Linked DNA regions of Mus musculus: all the other regions are linked to region 2. The links are chromatin contacts, found by POLR2A ChIA-PET in ENCODE. All regions are on one chromosome and are shown on one strand. The core of a region is the stretch at or near the end of the contact, and the rest is flanking DNA. Distances in the headings are between cores, read along the strand shown. Region 1 holds the start of Gabpb1 (GA repeat binding protein, beta 1). Region 2 holds the start of Trpm7 (transient receptor potential cation channel, subfamily M, member 7). Region 3 holds the start of Blvra (biliverdin reductase A). Region 4 holds the start of Usp8 (ubiquitin specific peptidase 8).

The links. ChIA-PET counts read pairs that join two places held with the same protein, here RNA polymerase II (POLR2A).
Region 1: POLR2A ChIA-PET joins it to region 2 with 11 read pairs in embryonic stem cell. The contact joins the promoter of Gabpb1 here to the promoter of Trpm7 in region 2. POLR2A ChIA-PET finds 5 or more read pairs at or near these places in 3 of 5 experiments (Patski and embryonic stem cell).
Region 3: POLR2A ChIA-PET joins it to region 2 with 16 read pairs in embryonic stem cell. The contact joins the promoter of Blvra here to the promoter of Trpm7 in region 2. POLR2A ChIA-PET finds 5 or more read pairs at or near these places in 2 of 5 experiments (Patski and embryonic stem cell).
Region 4: POLR2A ChIA-PET joins it to region 2 with 35 read pairs in embryonic stem cell. The contact joins the promoter of Usp8 here to the promoter of Trpm7 in region 2. POLR2A ChIA-PET finds 5 or more read pairs at or near these places in 4 of 5 experiments (Patski and embryonic stem cell).

Annotation. Positions count from the first base shown.
Region 1 is chr2:126,674,223-126,676,922 of GRCm38, forward strand. It overlaps Gabpb1 (GA repeat binding protein, beta 1), which reads right to left and starts at 1,370. Exons shown (of 9, transcript NM_001271468.1): 1 at 1,134-1,370. A630026N12Rik (RIKEN cDNA A630026N12 gene) reads right to left here and starts at 1,065. Exons shown (of 1, transcript NR_166192.1): 1 at 1-1,065.
Region 2 is chr2:126,874,908-126,877,607 of GRCm38, forward strand. Trpm7 (transient receptor potential cation channel, subfamily M, member 7) reads right to left here and starts at 1,354. Exons shown (of 39, transcript NM_021450.2): 1 at 1,067-1,354. The coding sequence starts at 1,069.
Region 3 is chr2:127,069,298-127,071,997 of GRCm38, forward strand. Blvra (biliverdin reductase A) reads left to right here and starts at 1,360. Exons shown (of 8, transcript NM_026678.4): 1 at 1,360-1,433. Ap4e1 (adaptor-related protein complex AP-4, epsilon 1) reads left to right here. Exons shown (of 21, transcript NM_175550.3): 21 at 1-517.
Region 4 is chr2:126,705,928-126,708,627 of GRCm38, forward strand. Usp8 (ubiquitin specific peptidase 8) reads left to right here and starts at 1,401. Exons shown (of 19, transcript NM_019729.3): 1 at 1,401-1,560.

The DNA.
Region 1 (2,700 bases), core at 120-2,619, 200 kb before region 2:
ATTAATCTGGGTGAATCTCTGTGAGGTAGACTATCGTCTGCGTACTAAATTCGGTGCGTTTTCAATTCTGGGAAGGCCACTACTTCCCTAGAAAAAGCACACCACCGTTCTTTTTTACCCCCAGATAAAAATTACATTTCAGAAAGTAACTTGCCTGAATAGACAACAAACCACAGTGTCTGCAGAAAGAACTCTTAAAAATTACTCCCACGTTATGAAGCTCTCTTTCAGAAGTACTGTGGTCTCGCTCCCTGCTTTAAAGCAAATGTGTCTGCTAGACACAGTGGAAATGGGCTTAAAGCAAAAGCTTCAAGGGAAAAAAAGCCAGCAGGTAGGCCCGCTTTCCTTCGCTCTCATTTTGGAGATGCACACTTCAAGGCTAAGCCCGCGGCTTCAACGCCGTGGGAGAGGTTCACAACAGCACACTCAACACCGATCTGTGCCCAGGCAAGACATGACCGACGAAACTCGCGGCTTCTTTCCGCACCCGCGCTCGCGTGGGTTCCGGTGGCGAAGTCTCCGGGGCAAAAGTCTCGGCCACTGAGAATGGCAGGCTCCGTCCCTTCCGGACTGGCCCGTCTACCCTGCCCCGACCCGGCTGTTCGGGCCGAAACCCGAGCGCCCCGGGCTCCGCGGGGCCCAGCGGGGCAGCGCGGCCCGGCCTTCCCTCCCGCTTGTCGTCGGCCCGGCCAGGCCAGGCCCTCAGGCCGCCGAGACAAAGGAGCGGGCGGGGACAGCGCCGCCTCTCCCGCCGCCTGCCCCGCCGGCCCGGACCCCCACGGCCATGGCGACCCCACCGCAGACCCGACCCGTGGGGCCCGCAGGAGGCCGCGGCGCCTGACCGAGGAGGGGGCGGCGGCCGCCACCATGTCTGCCGCCCCTCCCAGAAGCCAAGCGCCGGGCGGACAAAGCGCGGCGGCGGCGGCGGCGGCAGCACGGACACCCAGGCCGACCCCGCCGACCCCCGCCAAACAAGCGGGGCCAGGAGCCCCGGAAACCCGGCGCCTTAATGCAATAAACAGGAAATCGCGGGGATGATCTGGGTTCCGGGGGAAGTGGAATTATTTTTTACCAGCGAAGAGATCAACTTCCACATCCGGTGGTAACAGGGCCCTACACAGACCCGCACTGACCTGGAAAAGCTTCGGGAGCGGCGGCGGGGGAGCAGCGGGAGGAGGTGCGGGGACCGCGGCGCCTCGGAGCCGTCAGGGCAGACGCGGCCCCGCCACACACAGAGCGCTTCGCTGCACAGGGCGCTATTTTCCGAAAATGCCGCGTCTGCTCGGCGCCCAAAATCCCCACCGAAAAGTCCCCGTCGGCGCGGAGGGACACGGCGGCCGAGCTCCCAGCATGCCTGCGGCGGCCTCGCCAACCCGCGCCCGTTTCCGCCCCACTGGCCCCGGGAGCGAGCCTGCCGCCGCCCTCCCCCAGCCCCGTTCCGGCGGGAGAAAGGGATGAGAGGGTCTGCTTCTGACTTTAAACGGGGAGAAAGGAAATAAGCCATTTCTAGCGTTCGGCCACACAAAGGCTGCGGCGGAATGATCCGCGGGGCGACCGCAAGTCCCGGCTCGCCCGGCGCCTGCGCGGCAGCGGGGTGAGCGCTGCGGTGGCCCTGTGCGCGGCTGGGTGTTCCGCGCCGCGTCGCGGGGCGGGATGTGTGGGAGTTAGGGGTGCGTGTGCTAAGTTCTCCCCCGGCGTGACACGGAAAGTGCCGGCATTTCGGGACGCTTGGAGCTTGGACTTGACTATGGGGTGTTCTAGCAGATTCCCGGCAGGCGGAAGGGCAGCCGGGTACCTAAGATTTAACTTACCGTGGTCCTGGAAGGTACCCGGAATCGCTGGTTGTGGGGCCTGTGCGGGAACAAAGGATGCCTGTCCTCTTCACCTGGTGTAAACTGGTCGTGTGTGACGTGGATGTTTCTGTGGCTTTTTTTTTTTTTAATGTTGTAATAGTGACGCTTTTCTCCTGTCTGTATTGTCAGGATTTTTGTTGATTTGTTTTCGAGGCAAGGTTTCTCTGTAACAGCCCTGCCTGACCTGGAACTGGCTTTGTAGACCAGGGTGGCCTCAAACTCAAAAGAATCCGCCTGCCTCTGCCTCTCAATTGTTGGGATTAAAGGCGCGTACCACCATGCCTAGTGACGTATTTTACTTTCAATGAACCAAGAGTTGATTGGGAGATGATGATTTGTGAAGGAAAAGCCTTATAAATTTACTTCACATGCGATTTTCAAAGTTCCACTTTGATATATTTCACCGAAAAGTCCACTACCCGTGGAACTTTTGGCGTCAGGTATCTAGGAATGAGAATATCGGAGACAACCGAGAATAACCTAGGAGCAAAATGGCTTAAATGAGATCCAAATTGTTTACAGACTTCATTTGTGTTTGTGTGTGTCTGTCCTCAGATAAGGACACTTGCCCTTATTTTTTGGTTTTTCGAGACCGGGTTTCTCTGTATAGCCCCTGGCTGTCCTGGAACTCACTTTGTAGACCAGGCTGGCCTCGAACTCAGAAATCTGCCTGCCTCTGCCTCCCGAGTGCTGGGATTAAAGGCCACCACGCCCGGCTGCCTTTCTTATTTATATAGTGAAAGTTTGTAGCCAGTGTAAGACATAGCAAAGTAAACAGAATGGGGAGAGCATAGTTCATGTTTTTTCTTTTTATTTAATATTTTATTTCAGGGGTTTTTGGTTAGGT
Region 2 (2,700 bases), core at 104-2,603:
CCAGCCTAGGCTGTGTGTAATCCAGTCTCAAATAAAAGGAGTCTTCAGCGGCTGGAGAGATGGCTCGGCGGTTAAGAGCACTGACTGTTTTTTTCTGAAAGTCCCGAGTTCAAATCCCAGCAACCACATGGTGGCTCACAACCATCCCTAACAAGATCTGACTCCCTCTTCTGGAGTGTCTTAAAACAGCTAGCTGCAGTGTACTTACATATAATAAATAAATAAATCTTTAAAAAAAAAAGTAGTCTTCAATAACTTTACAAACGAAAGTGAGAAATGCAGTATTTATTCACATGTACTTTATAAGTAAGACACTTCTAAACCTAGCCCTAGCCCGACATGGTGGCGCACGTCTTTAATCTTGGGAGGTAGAGGTAAGCGGATCTCTGAGTTTAAGGCCAACCTGGTCTGTCTACACAGTGAGTTCCAAGCCAGCCAGGGTCACAAGCGAGACCTTGTCTCAAAAATAAAGAAAAGGCAGAAAACTAAACCTGTCTGACTTCGGCAAAGAAACACCAGTTTGCATAAAGCCTATCAAGTTAAACTACTGAGCAGGAATGCCTTTCCTGCTCAGATCCTAGATCTAAATGGCTTTCTTTGTAAGAACTCTCCAAATCCGGTTCCTGGCCTTAACAACAAAAGCTCTAGCCAACGCTGCAACACACCGACTCCCTCCAGTCTGCACATTGGCTTCAAACTGTCTGGGACAACAGATGAGGTAGTTCGACGCAGACCTGGCAACGCACGGTCTCAGCCTCCCAGGAATTGTCCCTTCCCTGTCGCCTGCTAAACAAAACCCCGAACCACATCGCAGTCTACACCGTCAAAATCGCTCCCGTTCTATTAAACAAAATAATAGTAGAAAATGTACCTGTAGAGCGTCTGCGGCACAGCCACCAAGTCACAGCTCGGAACCCGCGCCCTTCTCCTTGCCACACCACCCCAGCCCTCCCTCCCTTTCCGTGACGGCTCCGCTGCGAGCGGTGGCGCCCGGAGGGTCACGGAGCTCCCCGGAGCGCCGCCCAGGCTCCCGCGAGGCCCGCCCGCGCCAGGCCCGGCTCCGTACCATTCTCCTCACGGGGCGGACTCCGGAAGGGCAGCGGCTCCTCCTCCACCTCCGCGGCCTGCAGCCATCTATCGGAAAGCGTCTCCGGAGGCGGTGGCACGGGCCACCGAACAAGGACAGCCCCGGGAAACCTTCTCAGAACTAACTCAGCTCCAGCGCTAGCAGCAGAAGTCGAGTCTTTCATAATTGTGCGACCAGCTCCGCCGGGTGACTGGCCACAGGGACGCGCCCGCGCCCGCCTCCGCCGGAGACGGGGCCGCGGCAGCCACGTGACGGGGCCGTCGAGTGCGTCGCGCGGAGGGCGTGTCACGTGAAGGGCGCGCTTACTGCGGCCTGCCCCTAAGCTCCGCCGGCCGGGAAACGCCGAGCTGCTGCTTTCCCTGGTGTTGCTGGCTTCGGCTTCCCCTGCCTCTGTCCACGAGAACTTGTTCCGCTTTAATGACCAGATTCCCCGGCTTCGCCAAAACTTAGCTCCCGGCCGCGCACGCTTGTCTGTTTCTTTTGCTATCGCATCTGTCTACGTTGGTTATTAGCGATCTCTTCCCGCACGTTATCCTTTCCCATCAAGGGTGCAATCCGTTTTTTTTTTTTTATCAACACTGCTATTATTAGTGACTTATTTTAGGTGTATGTGTGTTTTGCCTCATGTATGTCTGTGTACCATATGTGTGCAGTGTCCTCAGAAGACCGTGCTAGATCCTCCAGAACTGGAATTTCAGACATTTAGTGTTATTTGAGTTCCTTTGTAGCCCAGGCGCCTGGCCTAAAATGACCTTGAACTATGGATTCTGCCTTTAACCCCACACTGCTGGGATTGCCGGCTTTTGCCATCCTGAAAGTTTTTTGTTTTTTGTTTTTTTTTAGATCAGGAGTAGTGGCACATGCCTGTAATCCCAGCACTCCGAAGGCTAAGGCAAGAGGACTGCAGTAAATTCCAGGCTATCGAGGATTAGAATGACACCATCTTAAAAACACAAAACCAAACCTGCTTTTGGCACATCATCTTTCTGTATGTATATTATGGGTATGGAGAGTCTTGGAACCAATTCCCTACAGAGACCTAGAGACATTTTTTCTTACAATTTTAAAGGCTCCTCTGCCTGAAGGGCTGTTCTGCCTCTATCTTTCCTCTTTTAACTCTGGCTAATCTCAAATTTACTGTAATCCTCCTGCCTTAGATATACATCTTTAAGTATACATTAAATCAATAGATGCAAAACCTAACAAAATACAAATGTGTATTTCTTTAGATTAATAAAATGTTCAGTATAATTTTATTTCCAATTATTTTCCTTCTTTGGTTGGTTGAGTCAACCTAGAACCTAGGTATAGGGCGAGCCAACTGCACTAGCCTGCTCTGTGTCTATAGATGGACTGTGGATGGACTAGCTGAAGTTTCCTACAATGTGCACGTACCTTGGTTTGGTTTAGCTTCTTCCATGCTGCATAGTTATTATCTCCCAAGCAATATGACCCACAGTTCACTGAGCCAAGCCTCTTCAACAAACTAATCCAGCCACTCACTCTTTCTCTTACAAGTTTTGTGGTGCTTATAAATCATCTTCAGGCATTCCCCACCTTGTAGGCCTAGGAGGAGCAGTGTTTTTAAGTGCTTCAAGTGCTGGCCATGGTGG
Region 3 (2,700 bases), core at 110-2,609, 190 kb after region 2:
CAATGCAAGTGAATAGCAACGTAATAAATGATGCATTTTTTTTTTACTTTGTTTTGGCACTGGACTGTGTAAATTGAAATTTTTTAATTGAATGTATAATAAAAACATCTGTGCTTTTTGGGGTCTGTATGTTCTTTATAATTTAAGTAGATGAAAATTATTTAATCAGTATATAGATAGGTTTCTAAATATATAAATACAACTTGCTCAGTCTGTATGTTTGTTTTTGCATGTGTGTTATATGCACATGTTTGTGTGGCTGTACATATAATCATGTAAATGTTCATGTTTCAGAGGCCAGAGATCAACATCAGGTTTCTTCCTCACTATCTTATTAGTTTTTAACTTTTAAAAATATGGCTTATTCATACATAGGTGCTTGGTGCTAGCAGAGGTCAGAAGAGCCATCGGTTCCCCTGGAACTAGAGTTAAAGAACAAATGGTTGTGAGCTGCCGTGTGAGTGCAGGAAATTGAACCCAGGTGCTCTGCAGGTTCTACAGCACAACAAGAGCTCTTAACCACTGAGCTATTTCTCCAGCCCCTGGTCACTCACGGAAGACGTGAGCTGCCCAGCCCACAGGGTATGCACTACCATACCCAACTAATTGCTATTATGTTTAAGGTCACTCTGGCTGCTGTATGGGTGGAAGATTACAGGGTGATCAGGAAGGGGTCAGTTCTGACTTCTCAGATGGCAGATGATGGAAACGTTAAGAAGTGGTCTGACTCCAAGTTAGGCTTGTAATTGTGCTCCATGCCTTGTCTGGAGTGAGGACATTTATCTCACGAGAAACAAAGATGATTTTTCGTCGCCACCAACCCTGTTAGTTTCATCAGTTTTGTCAAGGGATAAAAAAGGGTAAATGTCAGTGGACTTGGAACAGACTCCAGCCCTACAGGTCAAAGCGTCCTTCAGATGCCTCCCTCTTCTCCCTTACCCTTGGTACACTTTCCTCGCACAGCACTCTGATTCTCCCCTCAGTGCGTCTACTCTTTCGCCATTCCCAGGGTGAGACCAGGCTGTTCCTGGGAAAATGCTGTTTCCTAGCCCTGAAGACAGGGAATTACAAACACTGGTTTTCTGGAATCCTCGCTCCTTACAGGAACAAGTTTTTGTGTCAGATCAATTATGTTTGAGCCGCAAAACTAAACAAGGTCCCGAATATACCCAGGAAAAAAAAAAAGCCCTAGTTGCATTTGGCGCGAAGGGAGCTGACAAAGTAGCGACACCACACCAAACAAGTGCAAAAACACAGCAGCTCGTAATTTTCCCCATTCAGCAGCATGGGCCGCGGGACTCACGGGAATTGCTCGGTCAAGGCTCCGCCTACCATCTGGACAGCCAATCGAATCCTAGCAGCGCTCTGTCTGTAGCTGCTGGGACGCTGCAATTTGGGCGCGCTGAAGCGGAAGCTCGTGAGCCGCTGGTAAGGTGAGCTCTGGCCGGGAGGGGCGCGGGGCTGAGCGCACGACCCTGAGACGGGAGGCCAAGGCCGATAGGGGCCGCGTGCCCGCCATCCTTTCGGGACCCCGGAGCGCCCTGGCCGCCAGCTTCTCTTTGCGGAGCCCTTCGCAGGCCGGACCGGGGGGGGGGGGGGCCTCCTCTCAGGAAGCGGCATTCCCGAGTAAAGATGGTAAAGAAATTAAATCTCCATCTCGTTTAAAAGTGCTGATGGTTTCCGGCCTTACCTAGATGAGGCTGGTAGGTGTATCGTGCACTGACTGGGGGACTGAGCCCCCCACCCCCACCCCTACCCCCGGTTTGACAGTGTCATATCCAGAATGATGACTTTGAACTCTGGAGGTTGAGAGTTTGCGCCAGGTGTGTCTTTTATAATCTCTCCTAGCTGTACTTTATTCTTTGAAAACTGAAAGAAAGAGTGTTGGAAGACCCTGTGAGGGTTGAATTTTAAGTCGCTTGCTTATCTGAAGAACTCAGAGATAAGGCTGAGTTTAGGTCCTACTAAAAACAGAAATTAAAAGGCCAGCGGTGGTGGCGCACACCTTTAGTCTTTAGCACTTGGGAGGCAGAGGCAGGCAGATCTCTGAGTTAAGGCCAAGCTGATCTACAGAGTGAGTTCCAGGACAGCCAGGGCTATACAGAGAAACCCATTATGTGCAGTTTTGGATCCAGATATTTTTCTATTTAACATTACATAATTCCAGTTTTGCATCTTACAGCTGTTATGGGTTTGGGGTATACTAGCTAACCTCTTGGTGTATCAGTGTCCTCATTTGTACAAGTGGGGATAAAGAGCATGCTTGCTCGGTAGGATAGCTATAGCTATGTAAGGCCACAGAATGTTCAACCTAAGATTTTATAAATATTAGCACTCACAATGCACAAAGCAAACACTATAGCACTGGAAAGTTCCCCCCATAATTAATGAAGTTTCTATATTACTTCCAAGAATTTCTTAAATTGTTCTTACTGAATAATTTGAGTTCTTACTGAACTAGAGTTCATTTTTATTGTAATAGGTTGTATTAATAAATATTCAGATCCCTTTCTTCCATTCTGCATTGCAGAGTAGCACATATTGAAGCCACGTGGTAGACAAAGTATTGTCAAGGGCCTTCTTGATGGCTAGAAAACTGAGAAATATGTGTGGCTAACTATACTTGAACTTTTAGAACTAAGGAACAAATTTTGCTGAAACTTAGTACTCAGAGACAAGTATTGTTGCTATTTTGATGTA
Region 4 (2,700 bases), core at 151-2,650, 170 kb before region 2:
CACATGTGTGTATACAACTCATGTGTGTGCGTGAGTGTGTGTGTGTGTGTGTGTTTTCCAGGAATCAAACTCAGATTGCCAAGTTTACCTGGTAAGGACTTCACGCATCTTGTTGGGCTCAGAGAAAATTTTCACTGATACACTCCAATGATGTCTCTCTTCCTTTCAGTCCTACCTCCTTCCAATTGTCAGAGCACCCCAAAATGTTCTCCATGTGTTTTATACTTATTCTCACATTCAGCTCTAAGTTTTTCTTTCCTTACTCAATTCCACAAAGCTGAGCAGAGAAAAAACATTTTCCTAAAATAATCCATCCTCAAAAAAACAATTTCTTCCTTAATTATGAGGGGGAAAAAAAAAACATTTGAGGCTTTTATCCAGTAGTTCCCAGCATTGCACGGTATCAAATCACACCAGTCTTTACTTGTCTAGGGAGAACAAATAGTATATAATTTAGTGTTGATTTTTTAAAGGAGAAATGCAAGATTTTGTTTGTTTGGTTGGTTTGGTTTTTCGAGACAGGGTTTCTCTGTGTAGCCCTGGCTGTCCTGGAACTCACTCTGTAGACCAGGCTGGCCTCGAACTCAGAAATCCGTCTGTCTCTGCCTCCCAAGTGCTGGGACTAAAGGCGTGTGCCACCACCGCCCAGCACAAGAATACCTTTGCATGTAGCTAATTGTAATGGAAACGAAACTAAGGTTTATTTTAAAGGTTGGTAGACTGGATGCTTACTACTCTTTAACGTTTAATGGCAGCCTATCTGCTAAGTATTTTCATTTTATATACTTAGTAGAGCTGTGCTTTTAGATTTGACATGCATTAAAAAGTTGGACTGTCCCAACGGATTTAGTGACCAGGGAAAACAACTCCACTCTTAAGCAATTTTTATGTCCACGAGTAGCCCATCTTTTCTCCACAAGACAACTCTCCAAAGAGTTCAAACCCCAGCTTTGTAAGACTGGTCCTTTTGGAAATGTTGACGGTGTTTGTGCAATGTGTTTTCCAAACACGTCTGTTCTTTAACCAGAGGCTTGGCTTTGGAGAATGTTTATTCCCAAGTTTTAGAAGGTATCAATCCTCTCCCCGTATTTTCCCCCTAATGTCCGATCTGACGGGAAAAATGCACTATTGAGAGGCGCCAAAATATCCTCGATTCCTCCGTGGACAGCTCCAAGTCACAATGTGACACAATCTGAACTGACTTCCACCCGGAAAAGAGACGCGCGAGGACACCGGAAGCGCAGCACGCGCGCTTCCGTCCCGCACCAGCTCAAACTGTCCTTCCGACGCATGCTCAGGCCGGTTCGGCGCTCACCCTTCCGGAGAGGGCCGCCCTGATGTCCCTCCCTACGGGACAGAAAGGCGGAGTTACAGGGTTCACTGGAAGCTCCGCCCTCGCCGTGACGTTTCGAGACGCGACCCGTCGCCACGCAATGCGAATCGGGAAGAGGGGATGAGCTGCGCTGCCGTGCGTCTGAGAGCGAAGGCTCGTTCTCCTTCTGGTGGTGGGCGATGGGCGTCAGGCGAGGAGGCCGGTGTTAGCGGAGCGCGGGCGCTGCGGTGAGTGCGGCCTGGCTCCGGCCCCGGTTCCTGGGGAAGGCGTCCTCCAGCTGCTGGTCATCCGGGAGACGAGCCCTGTCCGCGGAGGGGTGGGACAACCCCAGACAACTGGCTGGTCCAGGGAGGGCCCGACTCTTGGTCGCTCCCGTCCCCCTCCTACGGTGCCCAGCGAGTTTGATGTAGTTTGCCGGTCTCAGAGGGTGGCCTTGACCAGTTCTCCTTTCTGTTGGACACTAGACCCAACTTTGGACTCCTTCCTTTTGCTTCCTTTTTTCTCATTTTGTGCTACCTACAACCCCAGGCCTTAATACGACCATTTGTCATGTTTTCCCTATTCCCCTTTACCCGGGTCACGCATGTTTTCAGTGAAGTACAAAAATTGAGTTAAGTAAACTCACCACACTTAAAACTTCTTCAAAGAGGGCATTTTCTTTTCTTAAAAATGTTTCTTCGTTTGTAGACTTGTGGCACTGACAAGTTCCCTTCACATCTGATGTACCGAGAGAGTTGTCAACCCCAAATCACAATGATATTCCTTTACCCACAAAGCTGCAGACCCTGTTCCTATGTTTTGTTCTTGCTTTCTGCCTATGACCTTGAGTCAGTCATTCAAGAAATATTTACGTGACTCACAGAGGTGTTGCAGAATCTAAGGAGTTTCATATTTATTAAAAAGCTCTAGGGTTTCGGATCAAAACGATGCCTAGCTAAAGGGTGTAATTCTTGGTTGTTCCCCGCCACCACCCACAAGGTCTTACTATGTAAACAGGACTTGTCTCAAACTCACTGAAACCTTCCTCCCTTGGCTCCAGAGATGGATAAAACTGCATCAAGCACCACTCCTGGCAAGGGTATTCTTTTTAAATCTTAGAGTATTCTTAGTTGTGTATATTATCCTACTTCATTAAAAATTCCATGTGTTATTTTTTGGTTTTGGTGGCTTTATTCTCTTTCTTTTTTTCTTACTTTCTTTCTTTTTTTTCTCGAGACAGTTTGTCTGTGCAGCCATAGCTATTATGGAACTCACTCTAAACCACGATTGCCCTTGATCTCAAAGTTCTGCCTGCCTTTGCCTCCCGAGTGCTGCCCACCACTGCCAGGCTCGGTGTATTGTTGGTGGTGGTAGTTTTTGGTTTTTGT